Regions from separate parts of the Homo sapiens genome. Here region 1 is linked to region 2. Evidence: read pairs that join two places in POLR2A ChIA-PET (ENCODE). Cell type or tissue: PC-9. All regions are shown on one strand. Links, peaks and the distances in the headings refer to the core of each region. The heading gives the core; the rest is flanking DNA. Region 1 has its middle 270 kb from the start of GPATCH2. Region 2 overlaps GPATCH2 (G-patch domain containing 2).

Region 1 (5,388 bases), core at 266-5,265, 200 kb after region 2:
TACCTGTCTGTTTCTTTCTTTTAACATCAATGTTATTGAACTGGATGCATTGTTACTCAATATACTTTTAACTGTTAACCATATATCATGAATATATTTCTGTCACTACATACATATTTCTCCTATTCTTTTTAACTACATAAGTTTTATTTATGAGGCTGATGGTATTATGTTTTTATTTGTGAAGAATTTTATTTGAAAACTAATATACAAATATAAGAAAAATTCAAAGTAAAAAAATATGACAGAAAGTAAGCCTAGACTTCTTCTTACTCCAGACCCTCAGTTGCCTTATACACTTCCATATTAGTTCCCTATATTTCAAAGGCATTCTATGAATATATAATCAAAAAATATGTATACATGCATACATCTATAATACATATGATATGTTTTATATGTAATGTATCTATGGTATACTTCCTTTTGTGTTAAACATATTTCTGTGTGTATACGTGTATGTAGGTCTATCATATGTACATAAAATATATATAATTCTTTTGAAAATTGTAAGTATACACCACACCCTTCTGAAATGTCATTCTTTAATTAACAATGTATCTTGTGGCCAGGCACAGTGGCTCAGGCCTGTAATCCCAGCACTTAGGGAGGCCGAGGTGGGTAGATCACGAAAGTCAGGAGTTCGAGACCAGCCTGGCCAAGATGGCGAAACCCCGTCTGTACTAAAAATAAAAACAAAATTAGCTGGGCATGGTGGCGGGTGCCTGTAATCCCAGCTACTTGGAAGGCTGAGGCAGGAGAATCGCTTGAACCCATGAGGTGGAGGTTGCAGTGAGCCGAGATGGTGCCACTGCACTCCAGCCTGGGCGACAGAGACTCAAAAAAAAAAAAAATGTATCTTGTAACTTTTTCATTTTGGCATATATGGATACATCTCATTCTTTCATACAACTGTATAATCTTTTCATATGAATATTCCAAAATGTATTCTACTACCTCCCAATTAATGGGCGTATATAGTGTTTCCAGTCTTTTTCTATAAGTAACATTCCAATGAATTTTCTTGAATTACAATATTGCATATGTCAACAAAAACTCCCAGATGAGCCATAATTTATGTACTTATTCTTCTACTGATATTTAGTTATTTCCAATATCTTGTTATTATAAACAGTGCTGCAACAGACAACCTCATACATAGTACTCAGGGTCATGTATGAGTGTTGCTCTAGGGCAAATATCTAGAGTTGGAATTCTTGAAGGTTTATTAAAATGTAATTTGAATAGATGCTGTCAATTTGCCCTCCAAAAAAAAAAAAACTGATTTGTTTCCACTAACTGGTAATAAATAAACTTTGTCCATACATTTTCCATCACATATTGATTTTTGACAATTTAACAAGTGGAAGAAATGGTATTTAATGATTGTTTTATTTTTAATTATTTCCCTGACTCCTGGTGAAGTTGAGCATATTTTCATGTGACTATGTTCTTTGCAGTTTTCTTTTCTGGAAGTTGTCTATTCCTTTCCTTTTCAATTTAGTTTGTTTTTATTTATTCATAGGTGTTCTTTACATATTTCAAATATTATTACTCTTTATTCTGCATCATTGCAAATGTTTTTTTCAGCTTTCGGTATTTGCTATAATTTCTTTTAACATAGAGTTTTAAATTTTTGATTCTGTCAAATTTATCCATTTTTTTCCTTCACAGCTAGCTTTTATGTTTTATGTTTTATTTAAGAATATCTTTCACACATTTCTTTTCTCTTTATTTGCAACACTTTTATTTTTAACCTTTGGCTCTCTAATCAATCTGTAATTTATTTTTGTGAATTGTGTGAGGTAGCAATCTAACCTTTTATTTTTAAAATGGGTAATCTTCCAACACAATTTGTTAATGCATTTTTCTCCATGGGCCTGAGATTCTACCATTATTATAAAAGGAATTTTCATATCTTTTATTTTGAAATAAATGTGTTTTGAAATAGATTTGTTTCTGAATTCTTTCTACTGTTTCATTGATCTATTTTTTTCCTGAACCAACACCACGGCGATTTAACTATTAAGCACTTTAAAAATATTCTGAAATTTGGTAGGAGAACCTACTGTCTTTACCCCAAAGAATTCTACTCCTTAAAAAATATTCATGGCTTTTTTTTTTGGTATTTTTTGGTATTTTCTTTCTTTCAGGTGAATTTTAGAATTAATCTATCAAATATCTTTCACAAATCATATTGAGGTATTAATTGAGGTTGCCTGGAATTCAGTGGATAATTTTGAGAGTACTGTCAGCATTTAAATGCCAAATTACTCCATATAGTCATAGTTTTTAAGAGGATAGGCAAAGAATTTCCATGCTAATTGAAGAAAATATATGATCGAGTTTATATTTGGAATCCTCTACTTTAAACTTCATCATTCAATAAAATTTCCAACACAGTTCTATAGGCGTCTTGCCGATACTATCCACTAAGTATGAATCAGCTTAAGTGGAATTTTATTTTTAATTAGAAGTGGTTCTAGAAAAAATGGCATTTTCAACTAAAGGAGAGCCAAATCAGGTTGAAAAAGATCTACTTTTCCTTGTTACCTCAATGATTAACAAAATATCTGCACTATCAGTTTATTTGGACTTAACTTTATGCGTGTATTTTTACCAACTTTGTATGGGAAAAACATAATAACTTAGACTTCACTTATTTTAGGTTTTTGTGATACTTCAACTTTAGCTGGACTGATGATTCACTTTTGTCCTACTTAAAAAGAAAGGTTTACTTAGCAAATTAATAGTATAAATAGGCAGTGAGCATGTTTAAGCCATTATGAACACTATTTTTAAGGGCTTTAGCAAATTAATTTTATGCAAATGGTGTTTCTAATGCTAGAGCTGCTAATCTGTTCATTAAAGCCAGAGGAAGCAAAGCTTATTTTGGCAATTAGTTGAAGTTACTATATGTATTAAAAAGCATTAAACTGCATTTCTTTTAAAGTGTACAATACATTTAGATTTTTCACGAATTCAGACTTTTCTCCATTACATAGTATGGAAATTATGAGCTTAGATGCTTGCCTTTGGTAGTAGTTACAGGGAAGTTGCATTGCTGAGAAATTACTACAATAAAATATCATAGGTGCTTTGAGTTCAGGAAAAATATATCTAGTGAACTCATACCTGTAATTGAAAGAGAAAAGCAACTCACCTGTCTGGAGGCACATGGTTGCCCCTCTGACTGAGGGAAGCAGGGAGACTGCACGGGTTCATCTTTCAAAGGCAGAGAATTGCCTTTACTTAACAGGACAATGATGTGCCCTGATCTATTATCAAATGTCAGGCTGCTGCTGCATTTGACTTCTTTCCCTGCTCCAGAAGCACCATGTTGTCTGATAGTGTTTGGAACGAGAGACATAGCAGGTGGCAACTATCGATGTGACCTTTCGGGTTATCTACAGAACACTGAGTGCATTTAAAGGAATAAAGTTGACATTTGTTGTTATGATCATTCATATTCTTGTCATCTGTCCATTGATCTAAGACACTGGTCACATCAATGTCTGGAAGCCCAGTGACAAATGTGACATCTGACTGATAGGCAAAAGCTCAAGTGAATTTTGCCATTTATTATTATAATTATTGTTGAGTCAATTTTCCTTTCCCCAATTATGGGGCCATAGGGTAGTGAGCTGTCAAAAGAAAAGATATGACTGCCTAATGTCACAGTAAGCTATAGGAAATATTTTGATGGAGATAAAGGTTGTCTTTCAGCATCCATGCCTTCCTCTTCCATTATTTCCTCTATAAAATAAGTTTCAAAGTAATGAAAACTATCAGACTATTTCGATGTGCACCGGGGTCTACATTGTCCTAGATGTTTTATATGCCATATTGTTTTTATTCCCATGTGTGTTAGTTATTTTTTGCTGTGTAACTAGTTACCTCCAAATGTAGCAGCTTTAAACAACAAACTTTTCTTAGCAATGAGTTTCTGTGGTCAGGAATCATGGCACTGCTTACTAGATACCTCTGGCCCAGGATTTTCCAGAAAGCTGCAATCAAGGGATCGGGTCAGGTCTTTCACAAGGCTATACTGAAGGTAACAGCTGGGCTGCAGTCTTCTCAAGACTCAACTGGGAAAGGATCTGCTTCCAAGCTCACTCACGTGGATGTTGGCAGGCCTCAGATCCTTACTAACTGTTCGCTGTATACATCAACCCCTTACCACATGGGCCTCTCCACAGGGCAGCTCACAAGGTGGCAGCTAGCTTCCCTTAGAATAAGTGAACTTCTTCCAGAGAGAATGCAAGAGAGTGAGAAAGAACACCTGAGATGGAAGCCACAGCTTTTGGAAATTAATCTCAGAAGTGGCATCCCATATAGCTTTGGCTAGAAGTGAATCACTAGGTCCAGCTCACACTCACGGGGGTGGAGTTGCCCCAACGTTGAATACCAGGAGGCAGGACTCATTCGAGGCCATCTGAGAACTTCCTACTAGACTAGGACAAATGGAGGAAGTGTGTTTCACATTCTTTATGTGCTTTAGAGAAAAGGCAACTAACATTTACGGAGTTACTTGTGTGAGAACATACAGCTAATCTTCTAGAACAGGGATTTGAATCAGATCAGGTCACTCTGATGCTTTTAATCACTGCATAGAACTGCCACTCCAGGTCAGGGCACAGGACTGACCCTCAGGTGTGCCAGAAAACGAATTCTGCTGTCTCAGGAAAGGCTAAGGTAAACACATTCCAGCAGCTAAGCCTTACTCCCAGGACCAACGCACAAGTTTTTAAATTAAACCTTCAGGGTCTGACATAGCTGGCTTTGTTCAACTAATGGCTTTAACACTCAGTGGCTCTGTGATTTTAGTCATGCTTCTTAATGTCTCTGATTAAGATCAAAATAGATAATTTGTGTAAAGATACCTAATATTCATATATTAATAAAATGCCAATTCATCTCTTATGTATGATACATGATAAATATATATATTATATATATATATTTATGTGTGTGTGTGTGTGTGTGTGTGTATAATGTAGTATAATGTATAATTGATATACTTACTTGGTTTTCTTTCTTTTCCGACCCCACCCAGTTGTGGAAATTTAGCAGACAGAAATGTTAGCATTTTCTTTAAGCAAAGGAACTTTTCTTGAGTTACAAAAATCAGTTTGCTAGTTATTATTGCCTACACTTAAGGGTCAAACCTGTAAAGATATTTCACTCCTCATTAGGGGGAATTTTAAATTTCTTTACCTAAATCCTTCACTCACAGTCAGGGACATGTGCTATGGCACCAGGCTAGGACTGTGGAAGACTCTGACAAGATCAGCTGGATTATGTATAAGGGGTTGGTGCCTGTGGATGACAAAGGTGCTTTGGGTGGGACATTAACCTTAATTTCACTTTTGTTTTCACCTCTCCCTC
Region 2 (5,388 bases), core at 161-5,160:
ATGTAATATTTGTAAAGGAAATAAATGAGATCGCAGTCATTTTTTTTAGACTATGATATCTAAAAACTTAACACTTAGAGCCAGCAGCACGTTTTTGTCTTTCCTAAAGTATGCATTATGGAAATGTATTAATAACTTAATATATGGTTGTACCCAAGTTAGGATTTCACTGATATTTGTTTCTTTCTTGATTTTTCTTAATGAAAGAAGCAGACACTTCTGAAATAGATTGTAGCCATGGGGAATTTCGTGTCCTTGGTTGTTCAACACACATACACCTGCTGTATTATTTGGCCATAAACCAGAAAAAAAGTTGTAGCTGAAATGGAAAAAAATGGGACATTCTGTTGCATTTTGAGTATGTTTTCAAAGAGTTGCTGGAAGGTAAGCCTTGACTCGGTGATGTAATGTGTGGAGTCAAACGGAGTATTTGCCGTGCCGGAGAAAACTAATGGAAACATTCACTTGGGGTAAGACAAATGGTATTAAATGAGAAAACACACCATGAATTGCAAATGGAGCTGAGTTAATTTGTTGCTACAGTAGTGTTGCCCTACTGTTAAATGAAGGCTGTGTAATTATCTTGCTGGCAGAGATAATGTCAAAACCTCATTTCTCCTTACATGCCTCGTTTTTACATGAGGGCTAATTGAGCTGCAAGGTGACAACTGATTATATATGGCTATCATCTGGTCCTCTTGCTCAATTTGCAAATAACGTTACCCTTTTTTACAGTGATGATTTTTATCGGACTTCGAGTAAGATATTAAAGAAACTTTTTGAACTCTTTGAGTAATTCACAACATTCCTTTCTGTCTTCAAATTATTCTGGAATAAATTATCGTTTTTATACATACTTCTTTTTTTTTTTTTTTTTTTTTTTTTTCGAGACGGAGTTTTGCTGTTGTTGCGCAGGCTGGAGTGCAATGCCGCGATCTCAGCTCACCACTATCTCCGCCTCCCGGGTTCAAGTGATTGTCCTGCCCCAGCCTCCTGAGTAGTTGGGATTACAGGCATGCGCCACCACGCCTGGCTAATTTTGTATTTTGAGTAGAGACGGGGTTCCTCCATGTTGGTCAGGCTGGTCTCGAACTCCTTACCTCAGGTGATCCACCCGCCTTGGCTACCCAAAGTGCTGGGATTATAGGCGTGAGCCACTGCGCCCGGCCTACATATACTTCTTTAAAACTTTCTCTTCATTCTTCTGACGTGTCTATATAACTGTAGTTAGAGATAGCAATATTTGTTTTCTTTTTACTTTGTAGAGCATTATAGTTATGTTGGGTCAAAAATTATTTCTCTCCTGTTTTAATTTCTGGAAGTTTAAGCTTTTTTAGGTATTGAAAATAGGATGTCAGCATCAAATAATAGGAAAATGTACCTTATTTCTTTATCAATGTCAATCAAATTCTTACTTAGATTTCTTTCTTGTGGATATATAGGACTGAACTCATTAACCTCTAGGTTTTTTCTGTCTCACTATCATGGTAGGTCTCAGTAGAAAAAAAGATGTTTGTTTACCATAGAACCAGTTTTATTAATTTTGGCTCAGTCCATGAGGAGGCAGCATTTTATATAGTATGATTTTTTATTTATTTGAAGTTTGAAGGGTTGAGCAGTATAACTATTTTTTGTAGTTTTTAAGGTTCCTGAATATATACTAGATGCAATTCATTACTTCAAGGAAAAGACCTAATAGTGGCTGTATAACTACAAGATAAATTGTTGCTCCATTGGAGAATCTTCTGGCTTAATGCAAAATTCTGCAAAGGAATTCAAGCTAGGGATGTTAAGCTAGGCTAGTAGGAACGGATATTACCTTTACTTGTGGGATAGTCTAAATTTGAGAATAAATATCAGACAACTGGGTACTTTGGAGTCCAAGTGTAGTTTGGAGTGAATAGAAACCCCATAGCAACTTAGCAAACTTGTCCAAAGTCATTAACAATAGCAATAACAACAGAAGTTTATTCATAGAACAAAAATAGTGTGTTGCCCAATATTTCATAGTACTGTTAAAGTTTTCAAAGTTTACTACTAGAAAAGAGTAGGAAGAATAGCTGATCTGTACTGTTTTTTTGGGTGCCAAGTGTCTTAGTTAACCTTTACAACAACTGCATGAATTAGAGAGTATTATCCCGTTTTAACAGATGAAGAAACCAAAGTGCAGAGATGTTAAGTGAGTTATTCAGGATCACATTGCTAGTAAGTGACTCATGATACTAAGCAAACCCTGTGGTTTGAACATATGTGTCTATCTCCAGTTTATTAATGATAATATGGAAGCTCAGTGAGCCGAAAACTTGTTTCAGATTAGACCACTGGTAAATGTACAGTGTGGTTCACATCTGGATCTTTTCACTCTAGGTTCATTGTTGTTGCCCTCGTCTTTGTTAATTTCTCTTTCTATCCTTAAAACCAAGCCCCATATTTTCTTGATCAGTGTTTCTCTGTCCTAGTAGTTTTCCAACTGTGTTCCATGAAGCCCTTGATTCCCATAAGTTGCCTCAGGCCTAGTGAAGGTGCCAAGGCATGGGTAAGAGGATAGGAATCCAGCCTGCCATCATAGTAATTCACTTAGCCTTAAGGTTCCAAGCAAGATTTTTATTAGGAAAATTTTCCTGCCGAAAAAGTTACAAAATAATATGCTCTACTCCATGTAACATTATTCCTAGACCTCTGTTTACACCTGTTTATGAAGTTAATAAACCCAATGCTGTGTTTTAAAAAAGGGAGGGGGGCATTCCGTGTTAATTTCAGTAGTATTTCTAAGCCACTTGTCTCCTCCCCAAGCACTGGAGTACTTTTCAGATCATTTGGAATTGCTAAGGTTGATCTTGACTGCTGGGGCACTAGTGTGGTGATAGTTTTCTTGCACTGCGGGGCTTTGGTGGTAGAAAGGAGAAAAGTTGTATGCTCAGGTATGTTCAGAACTTGGCATGCCTGATTGAAGAGAGATATTCTTCCTTGAAATTCCAGTATACCTGCTTGAGAAAACACAAACTAGAACCAGTCCCCAGAGAGAATAATTTTTCTATCCTTAAGGGCTTGCCATTGCCTGTTAGAGATCCTTTGGGTCCGTTCAGAAGCAAGGCAGGTACCTAATCATACCCTGCAGAGGAGAGTGTCTGTGAGCTGTGTACCCCATGTTTCTCCTCTACTTCTTGCACTTGTCAAGGGATGAAAACAGTGGTGATGATCTGGTTTCTGAAAGTCTGTAGGTCACTCAGACTTTCAGTGAGCCAGGCTCTAGATAACCACATTTATCTCAGAGGAAAGTGGGGAAAAGACCATTGGCAGAAGAGGAAATACCGATGTGTGAAGACACCGTTTTGAAAATGAACTTGGCACAAATCAAAGTTTGAAAAGAATAAACAGGATTATTTTGTGCAGTTAAAAAGAGAAGGAGTTTCTACTGAATATGGTGGGCTTGCCTAAAATGCATTAAATACACACACACACCTCGATGACAAACGTCATCATACATCTTCTCGCTGCTTGAAGTGTCACCTATTTTTCAGTTTTTTATTCTCCAAGTGTGATTTTATCTCAGTAACTGCTGTGCGTATGTTTTTAGATAAACCTTTTCTTCAGTTTTAGTGACACCAGAGCTCCTCCTGTCAGCAAAGCAATGGTGTTTATGATTATTTTATTAAGTTTTGTAGCAGATGCAGTTATTGACCCTCATGTTGAGTTGTAATTTTAAATGTCTGGTTTGATTCTGCATTCAAGGAAAAACCAAGTGTATTGCAGAAGTGACTTTGAAAACTGCAGCATTTCAGGAAGGTGTAAATAATGCACAAATAGTATAGAGGTCTTTTCTTTCTTTGTTTTTGTCTGTTTGTTTGTCTGTTTGTTTTCCAGAAGTGAATGGAATTACTCACATTATCAAAACTGTTTATTTTTAAACTTTGAGTATTCCCTTACCTTTTCAAATGAAATTAGGACTAACTGAGCATCCTTCTTCCCTACCCCATTAAATAACACTTACCACTGTCTATGCCAACTTTTAAAGTTAAAATCTTAAAATAGTGCCATCTTACACAGAGAAAGTGAAAAATGAAAACTTTAACTGATTAGTACCTGAAGAAAATATAACCGCCATGGGAGACAGACAGTCATTCTTTGTTGTTAAAACAGGGTTGGGAATGCTACTAACTTCCAGTTGGAAGAGTCCTGGGATGCTGCTAAGCATCCTGTGTACACACCAGTCTCCCACAGCAAAGAATTAACCTGGCCCCAGATGTCAATCATGCAGGGGTTGAGAAATTCTGCTGTAAATGAAGCACCTACAGAATTGGAGGTTCATAATTGTTGGGCCATTATATTCCGAATGTTTGAAGTTTGCATATTCACTTAATGTTTTATTTGATAACCTTAAGGCAAAATGTGTTCAAGAAAGTATATATAGGTGAGAATTGGCTGCTGCATTTTATTATATTTGGAAAGTGTTTGTGCAGAAATGGAAAAACTGGGTTTTTTCATTCATTCAACATGTATTGAGCCCCACTATTTGCAAGACACTGATGAGCAAAGAGGAAAACAAATACCCCTGAGGAGTTAAATGATGAAGAAAGTCAAACAGTGACTTCCAAAACCATTTGCTCAGAGCTGTGATAACATACAAGGAATAGGATACTGTGGGTATAGCGAGGAAGGACAAGTAGCATGCACTCACAAGGTGGATGTAGGCAAGGCTCTTGGAGTACAAGCTTCTTAAGCTGAGCCTTGCAAAACAAACACGAGTAACCAGGAAAATGAGGTGGAGAGGAAGAATAAAAGGCATTCTGGCCGGGCATGGTGGCTCACACCTGTAATCCCAACACTTTGGGAGGCCAAGGCAGTGGCTGAGGTCAGGAGATCGAGACCATCCTGGCCAACATGGTGAAACCCCATCTCCACTAAAAATACAAAAATTAGCCAGGCATGGTGGCGTGTGCCTGTACTCCCAGCTACTTGGGAGGCTGAGGCAGGAGAATCGCTTGAACCAAGCCTAGAATAGCCTGATGTGGGAGAGTGAGGGGTATAGACCTCTCTCTCTCTCTCTCTCTCTCTCTCCCTCTGGATTTTTGTGTCTCTTGATCTCTGTCTCTCTTTCTTGTGTGTGCTAATGGGTTCATAGGCTGTCTCTCTCAAGCATTTTTGGGCTCTCACTTGTTGTGGTGTCTGTCTTTAGCCCAGCTCAATCTCTGGTTTCTCCCTGAACTGGGCTGGGGCTCACTTGCTGTCTCTCAGGCTCACCTGCTCTCTTTCTCATTCATTCTCAACCAGGCTTGGGCTCTCTTGGGATCACCCTCCCTTTTGCTTTCACCTTGCCTGCTTTTCAGTGTTTCTACCCTTCCTTTTTTCCATTTCCTTAAGCTAGCTTATATGTTTGTAATGCCATAA

What was found. Peaks named below come from ENCODE experiments on the same cell type or tissue, not always from the same donor. Only the 100,000 strongest peaks of a DNase experiment are listed, where the experiment ranks them.
Region 1: POLR2A ChIA-PET joins it to region 2 with 6 read pairs; 2 of 35 experiments call an interaction of 5 or more read pairs at or near these places.

The regions. Positions count from the first base shown.
Region 1 is chr1:217,362,538-217,367,925 of GRCh38, reverse strand. No RefSeq gene overlaps it. Among named protein-coding and RNA genes, the nearest start is that of GPATCH2, 270 kb to the left of the region's middle. In PC-9, for the core only: no CTCF peak of the experiment used is centred there; no DNase peak of the experiment used is centred there.
Region 2 is chr1:217,559,544-217,564,931 of GRCh38, reverse strand. The region is part of intron 5 of GPATCH2 (G-patch domain containing 2); the gene reads left to right. Among named protein-coding and RNA genes, the nearest start is that of GPATCH2, 69 kb to the left of the region's middle. In PC-9, for the core only: no CTCF peak of the experiment used is centred there; DNase peaks (open chromatin) are centred at 2,231 and 2,531; H3K27ac peaks cover 551 bases.